Linked DNA regions of Homo sapiens: region 2 is linked to region 1. A link is an interaction called in ENCODE POLR2A ChIA-PET data of the cell type or tissue named here. Cell type or tissue: Caco-2. All regions are shown on one strand. Each heading gives the region's core, and the rest is flanking DNA. Links, peaks and the distances in the headings are about the cores only. Region 1 holds the start of MIR6797 (microRNA 6797). Region 2 has its middle 5.5 kb from the start of ERF.

Region 1 (5,368 bases), core at 112-5,111:
CAGGGCCTGGCAGATGTGTGCTCCAGTTAATAGAAGCGTGCAAGCGTTTCTGGGGAGGCTGGTGTGTCGACTGGATTTTACGGAGCTTTTTTTGCAGGCAAGGAGGCTGGCTGGGGTGGACCAGGGACTTGCCCAAGCCAGCCTTCCCTGTGTCTGCAGAGGGGCTGGTACACATTCCAAGCAGGGGGCACCCACTGCACAGAGTGTCTGCCCTGCCCTTGTTATCCTGAGCTCTCCAGACTGAGGTGGCCCGGAGAGTGGCAATAGGTCCCTTCACTCCTGCTTCTCTGGGGCCCATGGAGATGGTCACAGCTAGGCTCCACCCCTACATAACCTCAGGTTCAATTCAACAGCAGTGCTGCTGGGATAGTAACCACTAAAGAAGTTGGCCCTGGAGATGGTGGGAGTGCCCACCCAGGGTGCAGGGCTGTTTGTCAAGGAAGAGCTAGCCGGGGGGGTGGGTGAGGAGAGGGGGCTGTCAGTTTCTGGGTGTTAGTGTGTGTTTTCAGTTTCCCTTCTTATAAAACAGTGAGAATTAGCTGTTTACACACAAGGAATTGTTTACCTGAGACCTTGATCAAGACCCTTAAATCTCCCTCTCACACTACCCCCAGCTTCCACAGCGCGGCACCTGTACCTCCGGGGTGGCGCTGGGGTTGGCTCCATGACCAAGATCTATGGGGGACGTCAGAGAAACGGCGTCATGCCCAGCCACTTCAGCCGAGGCTCCAAGAGTGTGGCCCGCCGGGTCCTCCAAGCCCTGGAGGGGCTGAAAATGGTGGAAAAGGACCAAGATGGGTAAGCAGGGTAGAGGGGGCTGCATTGATGGAGTAGCCTTGAGGCCCGGTCATCAATTCCCCAACGAATGGTCCTGCATAGTCTGCCCAGCCCCTCAGGCCCCTCCTATCAGAGGCAGGCAGGAGGGGATTCTGCAGAAAAGCAAACAGCACGGGGCCTCACCCCGACCTCTCTGGCTGACTAGCCCAGGCTCCAGGAGGGTAATTTAGCGACTATCTGCTTTCATTAGCCTGCTCGTTAACTTTTCCCAATTGATTTTTCGGGGCTTTTGATCTAAATGCTTGCACAAACAACACCCCGTCAGCTCCCAGGGGGGCTCCCACTACTGCCCCCAGCTCGTTAGAATGCACCTGACTAGGGCCCTCAGTGGGACTTGGCTGGCGGCAGGTGGCTTTTTGAGAAGCCTGGCTCACAGCCAGGAGGGAAGGGGCTGAGAACAGGACCTGTGCTCACTGGGGCCTGCATGACCCTTCCCTCCCCACAGCGGCCGCAAACTGACACCTCAGGGACAAAGAGATCTGGACAGAATCGCCGGACAGGTAAGGCCTGCGTTTGGGGTGGGGCTGGGTCCCTTAGTCGCTGCCCAAGCATTTCCAAAGCCCATACTTTGTCAGGTAGACTTATTTCCTTCTCTGGAGGGCACAGCCCAGGGTGCTGGTGGGGTCAGAGGAGGGCTGCCCAGAGACAGGAGAAAGGACAGTCCTGTCTGACTTTTCCTGTTGGTGCTGCTTAGAAATTTGGAGGCAGGCTGGCTGTGGTGTCTCACCCCTGTAATCCCAGCACTTTGGGATGCCGAGGCAGGCGAATTATCTGAGGTCAGGAGTTCAAGACCATTCTGACCAACATGGAGAAACCCTGTCTCTACTAAAAATACAAAATTAGCCGGGTGTGGTGGCACATTCCTGTAATCTCAGCTACTGGGGAGGCTGAGGCACAAAAATCACTTGAACCCGGGAGGTGGAGGCTGCGGTGAGCCAAGATCATGCCATTGCACCCCAGCCTGGGCAACAAGAGTGAAACTCCATCTCAAAAAAAAAAAAATTGGAGGGAACTCCAGCCCAGGTGCCACTGGGCATCTATCCACAGAGCACATAGCTGTACCCGTAGATGACTCCCCCTCCCCAGGTCAGCCTGCGATGTTTCCCCTTAGTCCTCATGCGTACTGAGCATCACATGGGCTGCTTGGGAGAGGTGGAGATAAGGGAGGGGGGCTGGTTCAGAACCCAGGTCTCCATTCAGATCCTGGCTGGCCAACACCCTGGGGCAGAGTGGCCACACCCCTGGTGCCACAGTCTCCTGTCTTGGCCTCCCTGTGGCCAAAATCTACCCTTGGCCACCTCAAGCATGGTAGTGAGGAGTCAGTGAGCTATAGTACAGCAGGAGCACCCAGGGCCTGGCATGAGCTCAATTCTGTATCACTGACTCAGGCCTCCTAGGAGCCTTGGAGCATTTAGTCAGTCAAGTGTCACAAAAGAATGGAAAGTGTCAGCCCTCTAGGAGTTGGGGGTGGTCTGGAAGGAGAAAGCTCTTCCAGGCAGAGTGGGGCTTGGCGCACACATCATTGCTGGTGGTTGGATGTTGGCCTTCTCACATGGCAGTGGGCGGAATTTGGACTCCACTCCGCCACTCCCTTCCTTTTTTTTTTTTTTTTTTTTTTTTTTTTTTTGAGACAGAGTCTTGCTCTGTCGCCCAGGCTGGAGTGCAGTGGTGCAATGTCAGCTCACTGCAACCTCTGCCACCTGGGTTCAAGCAATTCTCCTATCTCAGCTTCCCGAGTAGCTGGGACTACAGGCACACACCACCACACCTGGCTAGTTTTTATATTTTTAGTAGAGACAGGGTTTCACCATATTGGTCAGGCTGGTCTCGAACTCTTGACCTCAGGTGATCCACCTGCCTCGGCCTTCCAGAGTGCTGGGATTAAAGGTGTGAGCCACTGTGCCTGGCCACTCCCTTGAGACTCAGTTTCCACGTCTGTGAAATGGGGGAATACCCACAGTGAGAATTAGATGAGATAGATGCATTTGAAACCACAAATCGGGGTGCCCACCTGTGGTGGGTAGTTAGGTAGCTGTTACAAAGTGCCCCAGCAGAGACCCCCTTGACTAACTTTTATTCTTCCATCTTTTCCCACAGGTGGCAGCTGCCAACAAGAAGCATTAGAACAAACCATGCTGGGTTAATAAATTGCCTCATTCGTAATCCTGGTCTGGGTCTCTTTTTTGAGTCTCTTGCTCTGTCGCCCAGGCTGGAGTGCAGTGGCGCCATCTCAGCTCACTGCAATCTCCGCCTTCTGGGTTCAAATGATTCTCCTGCCTCAGCCTCCCAAAGTGCTGGGATTACAAGTGTGAGCCACTGTGCCTGGTCTGGTTTGGGTCTCTTGATTGTTCTTCAGGGGCATGAGGAAGAGGCGCTTCCTCCCTTCCCTTGGGTGAGGGGGCCCAGGGTGATTGGGTGGCTGTTTACCCGGCAGCCAGTCGGGCCTTCCCAGGTCAAACAGTTCCCATCTGGGTTTGGAGGAAGGACCCAGGGGCCCTTGTGGCTCACTCCCCCACATCCTGTCTTTGCAATTGTCAGAAAGTGAGAAACGAAAGGATGGCTGTGAGCTGTGACCTCAGCTGGGCCTGGGCTGCAGAGGTGGCTTCCGCTGGAGTAAAGCAAGAGGGCCCAGGGTTCATGCTCTTCCCTGGAAGGTAGAAAAGGACAGACCACCAGGGAGCCTCCACCGCAAACTGACCTGTGCTGCCTACACACTAACTTTCCTGGGCCTGGGGCCTGCACAGGCTGAATGGTCCTTGAGCCTTCACTCTGCATCTGAGCGGTCTTGGGCCCGCTGAGTGGCAGTGGCAGGAAGTCGGTGGAAGCAGATCCCTGTGCAGAAGTTGAATTACCAGGGCGGCCACACACGGGCTGCACAACCTTTGCAGTCGTGCACGGCAAGTGGGATGTGGCCTCCGCCCATGATTGGGCACCTGGTCAGGCTGGGAGATCCAAATAGCACCCAGTGGGCAGCTGTCCGACCCCTGGAGGGGCAAGCCAGGAAAGAAACTTAGGGCCCGCTGTGACCAGATGTCCCTCCCAGTTGGGAAGACTAAACTGGTTTGGCCAATATCTCCCAGGATTCCCCTGTCCAAATTATTCCTGGGATCTGACCCATTTCCTGGAAAGGGGCGAGCCTGGGTTTTGAAGTTCAAACTAGAGTTTAAATCACAACTCTGCCCCTAATCCCACGTAACCCTGTGCACCTTATCCTCTGAGCCTTCGTCTCCTCGTGTGTAAGCCTGCTAACTCCTGAGAGACTGGACAAGATGCCGTGGAGAGCCTTGGCTCTGAGTAGCTCTGCTGCTGGACAGTTCAGTTGGCAGTCCCCAAACGTAAGGCGTAAGAGTTTAAGAAGTATCGGCCAGGCACAGTGGCTCACACCTGTAATCTCAACACTTTGGGAGGCCGAGACGGGCTGATCACCTGAGGTTGGGAGCTTGAGAACAGCCTGACCAACATGGAGAAACCCTGTCTCTAAAAATACCAAAATTAGTTGGGCATGGTGGCGCGCACCTGTAATCCCAGCTACTCAGGAGGCTGAGGCAGAAGAATCGCTCGAACCCCGGAGGCGGAGGTTGCAGTGGGTTGAGATCGAGCAATTGCAATCCAGCCTGGGCAACAGAGCGAGACTCCATTTCAAAAAAAGAATCAATAAAAATGTTAAAAGCACCGTTGTTTACACTCAGCAACTCTGTGAAGTAAGTGCCGAAAAGTGCTTTGGAGGTAGGTAAAGTAAGCCATAGGCTGGGTAACTTGCCAGATATCCCACAGCTGGAGCCATCATATGAACCCAAGCAACCCAGCTGCAGCCTGGACCTAGCCACTCCAAGGGCTCTGTGCCTCAGAAAAGAGGCCCAAAGGGTTGCACTCTAGCTGCAGGCCAGTCACTCCCCATTCTGGGCTCTAGTTTCCTCTTTTGGCCATTAATGAAAACATTTCCCAGAGCTGACATGAGAACTCAATGCCAAGCGTCCGGTTTGCACAGCAGCAGGCATTGCGCTTCCCAGGTAGGAAGCAAGGTCTAGGTGTCCCGAGCAGGCCTGCAATCCCGCAGCCGCGCCGCTCCAGCCACTGGGGAGCAGTAGAGGGCCTAGAAAGAAGCTCAGCCACCGAAGGCTCTTGAAGGTGAATTCCTAGGGCTTCCAGGTCTGGAGCCAGGCTTATTCCTGGGAGGGGGTTGTAACGGGGAATTGAAGTGCAGAGGGGCTAGTGACCCCAGCAGAACACCTGGGGTCCTGGTTCCCAGGGCTACAGAACTGTCCTAGATACTGTGCCAAATGCACTGCAGAATATTCTTGCAGTCTTATCAAGTGGGGGGTTTGTACCCATGTTATAGGAGAAAAAACTGAGTTTCAGATGACCAGTCAGTTGGCAGAGCTGAGTTGTAAAAGAATCCTGGACTCTTGAGGCCCAGGCTCTTCTGCGTGGATGGGAATTGCCCTTTTCCCATCTCCTGGGTTCACGCCATTCTGCCTCAGCCTCCCCAGCAGCTGGGACTACAGGCACACGCCGCCATGCCCGGCTAATT
Region 2 (5,368 bases), core at 281-5,280, 390 kb after region 1:
TGAGATGGGGGTCTCACTGTGTTGCCCAGGCTGGATTGCAGTGGCACAATAATGGCTCACTACAGCCTCGACTTCCCTGCCTCAAGCAATTCTCCCACTTCAGCCTCCTGAGTAGCTGGGACTACAGACACATGCCACCATGCCCAGTTACTTTTTTTTTTTTTTGAGATGGAATTTTGCTCTTGTCACCCAGGCTGTAAGTGCAATGGCACGATCTTGGCCCACTGCAACCTCTGCCTCCCTGGTTCAAGCAATTTTCCTGTCTCAGCCTCCTGAGTAGCTGGAATTACAAGCGCCCACCACCATGCCCAGCTTTTTTTTTTTTTTTTTTTTTTTGAGACGCAGTTTTGCTCTCCTTGCCCAGGCTGGAGTGCAGTGACACCATCTTGGCACATCGCAACCTCCGTCTCCTGGGTTCAAGCAATTCTCCTGCCTCAGCCTCCCGAGTAGCTAGGATTACAGGCATGCGCCACCACGCCCAGCTAATTTGTATTTTTAGTAGAGACGGGGTTTTTCCATGTTGGTCAGGCTGGTTTTGAACTCCTGACCTCAGATGATCCACCCGCCTCAGCATCCCAAAGTGCTGGGATTACAGGCGTGAGCCACCATGCCCAGCCAACCCAGCTAATTTTTTTTTATTTTTAGTGGAGTTGGGGTCTCTCTGTGTTGACCAGGATAGTCTCCAACTCCTGGGCTCAAACGATCCGCCCACCTTGGCCTCCCAGAGTGCTGGAATTACAGGTGTGAGTCACCCTGCCTAGCGAAGTTCACCTCTTTTTTTTTTTTTTTTTTTTTGAGATGGAGTCTCGCTCTTTCGCCCAGGCCAGACTGCAGTGGCGCTATCTCGGCTCACTGTAAGCTCCGCCTCCCGGGTTCACGCCATTCTCCTGCCTCAGCCTCCCGAGTAGCTGGGACTACAGGCACCCGCCATCACGCCCAGCTAATTTTGTGTATTTTTAGTAGAGACGGGATTTCACCGTGTTAGCCAGAATGGTCTCGATCTCCTGACCTCGTGATCCGCCCTCCTTGGCCTCCCAAAGTGCTGGGATTACAGGCGTGAGCCACTGCGCCTGGCCAAGTTCACCTCTTTGAGCCTCAATTTTCCTCATTTGTAAAATGGAGGTGTTAATAGATCCTACATGATCAAGTTATTGTGAAAAATCAGAGATGTGGCCAGGCGAGGTGGCTCACACCTGTAATCCCAGCACTTTGTGAGGCCGAGGCAGGTGGATCACCTGAGGTCAGGAGTTCCAGACCATCCTGGCCAACATGGTGAAAACCCGTCTCTATTAAAAATACAAAAATTAGCTGGGCGTGGTGGCTGGCGCCTGTAATCCTAGCTACTCAGGAGGCTAAGGCAGGAGAATCATTTGAACCCGGGAGGCGGAGGTTGCAGTGAGCCGAGATCATGCCATTGCACTCCAGCCTGAGTGACAGGGCGATACTCCGTCTTAAAAAAAAAAAAAAAAGAAAAAAAGAAAAATCAGAGATGCAAAGTAAGTATGCAATAAATACTGTTAATAATTATTAGCAGAGTGAACTCTATGCCCCATGGATAACAAGAGCACTCTACCCTACAGACTCCAACTGTAACAACAGTTAGAGTAAACAGCAATAAACAGGCTGGCTGCAGTTTGTGTCTGACACATGTAATCCCAGCACTTTGGGAGGCCGAAGCAGGAGAATTTCAAGAGGCCAGGAGTTCAAGACCAGCCTGGGCAACAGAGTGAGACTCTCTCTACAAAAAATTTATTTATTTTTTTTTTTATTTATTTGAGATGGAGTCTCCCTGTGTCACCCAGGATGCAGTGCAGTGGCAGGATCTCAGCTCACTGCAACCTCTTCCTCCCAGGTTCAAGCAATTCTCCTGCCTCAGCCTCCCGAGTAGCCTAGATTACAGGCTTGCGCCACCACGCCCGGCTAATTTTGTGTTTTTAGTAGAGATGGGGTTTCTCCATGTTGGCCAGGCTGGTCTCGAACTCCTGACCTCAGGTGATCCGCCCACCTCGGCCTCCCAAAGAGCTGGGATTACAGGCGTGAGCCACCAAGCCTGGCCGGGAGGATGGTTCTTACTGGCAGATCTGTGTCCGTGGTGTCCAAAGGGCAGCCCAGGCTTATGTTTTCTTTTTCTTCTTTTTTTTTTTTTTAATTTTTATTTTAAGTTCTGGGATACATGTGCAGGACGTACAGGTTTGTTACATAGGTAAACGTGTGTCATGGTGGTTTACTGCACCTATCAACCCATCACCTAGGTGTTAAGGGACATTTTTTCTTAAAAATAAAATTTAAAAAAATAAAGCACACTGCACTGACAGTGTGAAATTGTGTATTAATGTCATAATCCCACTCTGACCCAGATGGTTGGCTCAAACTCAGTGTTTCTATGAAACACAATCACGGATGATCGGCATGCCTCGTGGGAGAATCTGAACGATCCGCGGAGAGTGAAAGTCCCTCGTGAAAATGTCGTCTGGGCCTCTTAAGTTTGGTGGTTTGTGCAAACGTGTCCATGGATATTGTAATCTTTCAGTGGCCTATGTGACTCCAATTGCTTTATCAACACTGATACCCACCCCCAGAGATGGTAGAGATGGTGAAATATTGGCCAGGTGCGGTGGCTCATGCCCGTAATCCCAGCACTTTGGGAGGCTGAGGTGGGCAGGTGGATCACCTGAGGTCAGGAGTTCAAGTCCAGCCTGGCCAACATGGTGAAACCCTGTCTCTACTAAAACTACAAAAATTAGCTGGACATGGTGTCGGGTGCCTGTAACCCCAGCTACTCAGAAGGCTGAGGCAGGAGAATCGATTGAACCCAGGAGACAGATGTTGCAGTGAGCTGAGATTGGGTTCAAGTGATTCTCCTGCCTCAGACTCCCGAGTAGCTAGGATTACAGGCGCACGCCACCATGCCCAGCTAATTTGTTTTTGTATTTTTAGTAGAGGCAGGGTTTCACCATGTTGCCACGCTGGTCTCAAACTCCTGACCTCAGGTAACCACCCTCTTTGGCCTCCTGAAGTGCTGAGATTACAGGCCTGAGCCACCACACCCAGCTTTTTTATTTTTTATTTATTATTTTTTTTTTGAGGTGGAATTTCGCTTCGTCACCCAGGCTGGAGTGCGTTGGCACGATCTCGGCTCACTGTCACCTCCACCTCTTGGGTTCAAGCAATTCTGCCTCAGCCTCCCAAGTAGCTGCGATTACAAGTACCCGCCACCACGCCTGGCTGAAAACCCTGTTTTCTTCCCCCCCGAGACAGAGTCTTTCTCTATTACCCAGGCTGGAGTGCAGTGGCACAATCTTGGCTCACTGCAACCACCGCCTCCCGGGTTCAACCTATTCTTCTGCCTCAGCCTCCCAAGTAGCTGGGATTACAGGTGCCCACCACCATGCCCGGCTAATTTTTGTATTTTTAGTAGAGATGGGGTTTCAACATGTTGGACAGGCTGGTCTTGAACTCCTGACCTCGTGATCTGCCTCAGCCTCCCAAAGTGCTGGGATTACAGGCGTGAGCCACCGAGCCCTGTTTCTTTCTTTCTTTTTTTTTTTTTGAGACGGAGTCTCACCATGTCGCCCAGGCTGGAGTGCAGTGGCGCAATCTCAGCTCACTGCAACTCAGCCTCCCGGGTTCACGCCATTCTCCTGCCTCAGCCTCCCAAGTAGCTGGGACTACAGAGGCCCGCCACCACGCCCAGCTAATTTTTTGTATTTTTTGTAGAGATGGGCTTTCACCATGTTAGCTAGGATGGTCTCGATCTCCTGACCTCGTGATCCGCCTGCCTCAGCCTCCAAAAGTGCTGGGATTACAGGCGTGAGCCACTGCACCCGGCCTAACCCTGTTTCTTAAGAAAAAAAGATAGTGTGATGCGGGGGATTGAGTCCAATCTCTCCCCCTCTGCAAAACCCTGTTGCAGTGTTCTCTATCAAAACAAAACAAAAATTTAAAAAATGAATAGTATGACTCATCTCATATGGTATAGCCACCATACACAGTGTGACCACCTCTAAACAGAATGTCACCCCCTTAGAGTATCACTCTTTCTCATCTCCCTGACTGAAGATGCTGAAGGCACCAGGGCTCAGATCCCTCTTTTCTCCTGTCTAGACTCATTCCCTTGATAACCTCCACCAGTCCCACAGTGGATATGCCATCTCTATGCTGATTACACCCACAGTTATTTATTTATTTATTGGTTTATTTATCTCTCTCCTCTCCTTCTGTCTCCCTCCCTCCCTCTCTCTCTCTCTCTCTCTCTCGTCTCTGATCTCTCTCTCTCTCTCTTTCTTTCTTTCCTCTTTTTCCTTCTTGACAGGGTCTCACTCTGTTGTCTGGCTGGAGTGCAGTGGTGCGATCACAGCTCACAGCAGCCTTGACACCCTTAGGCTCAGGTGATCCTCCCACCTCAGCCTCCTGAGCAGCTGAGACTACAGCTGTGCACCACCACACCTGGCTAATTTTTGTATCTTTTTGGAGAGATGGGGATCTTACTATGTTGGCCAGACTGGTCTTGAACTCCTGGGCTCAAGTGATGCTCCCACCTCAGCCTCCCAATAGTGTTGGGATTACAGCTGTGAACCACCGCGCCCAGCCTCCGCCCACAATTCTATCTCAATCTCGACTCTCCCCTGAACTCCAATCTGGCACATCCAACTACCTCACCAGTGTGTCTATCTGGATTTCTCAAGCTTGCCAAATCAAAAATGGTCTTCCTGAACTCCCCCAAACTGCTGCCCCCACAAGCTTCCCCATCTCAGGAAATTGCAATTCCATTTTGCTGGCTGTTCAGGCTGAATACCTTGGAGTCATCCTTGCCCCCTTTCTCTCATCCGATATCCAATCTGAAGGGAATTTCCACCAGCTCTACCTTTGACTATTCTAGAATCAGCTACTTTTTTCTTCCTTTTTTCGAGATAGGGTTTGGCTCTGTTGCCCAGGGTGGAGTGCAGTGACACCATCTCGGCTCACTGCAACCTCCGCCTGCCAGGCTCAAGCCATCCTCCTACCTCAGCCTCCCAAGTAAGTGGGACCAAGTCATATGCCACCACTCCTGGCTAATTTTTTTTTTTTTTTTTTTTTTTGAGATGGAGTCTCGCTCTGTTGCCAGGCTGGAGTGCAATGGCGTGATCTCAGCTCCCTGCAACCTCCGCCTCCCGGGTTCAAGGGATTCTCCTGCCTCAGCCTCCTGAGTAGCTGGGACTACAGGCGCCTGCCCCCACGCCCGACTAATTTTTGTAATTTTAGTAGAGACGGGGTTCCACCATATTGGCCAGGCTGGTCTCAAACTCCTGACCTTGTGATCTGCCCACCTCGGCCTCCCAAAGTGCTGGGATTACAGGCGTGAGTCACCATGCCCAACCACTCCTGGCTA

The links. Peaks named below come from ENCODE experiments on the same cell type or tissue, not always from the same donor. Only the 100,000 strongest peaks of a DNase experiment are listed, where the experiment ranks them.
Region 2: POLR2A ChIA-PET joins it to region 1 with 14 read pairs; 4 of 35 experiments call an interaction of 5 or more read pairs at or near these places.

The regions. Positions count from the first base shown.
Region 1 is chr19:41,868,417-41,873,784 of GRCh38, forward strand. It overlaps RPS19 (ribosomal protein S19), which reads left to right. Exons shown (of 6, transcript NM_001022.4): 4 at 615-798; 5 at 1,283-1,337; 6 at 2,935-4,509. The coding sequence ends at 2,961. It overlaps MIR6797 (microRNA 6797), which reads left to right and starts at 1,211; the gene lies at 1,211-1,282. RefSeq lists enhancers at 1,059-1,617, 3,060-3,129, 3,370-3,629, 4,943-5,192. In Caco-2, for the core only: a CTCF peak has its summit at 4,912 (motif pointing right); DNase peaks (open chromatin) are centred at 1,285, 2,348 and 4,905.
Region 2 is chr19:42,257,988-42,263,355 of GRCh38, forward strand. No RefSeq gene overlaps it. Among named protein-coding and RNA genes, the nearest start is that of ERF, 5.5 kb to the left of the region's middle. RefSeq lists an enhancer at 1-807 and a silencer at 626-826. In Caco-2, for the core only: no CTCF peak of the experiment used is centred there; no DNase peak of the experiment used is centred there.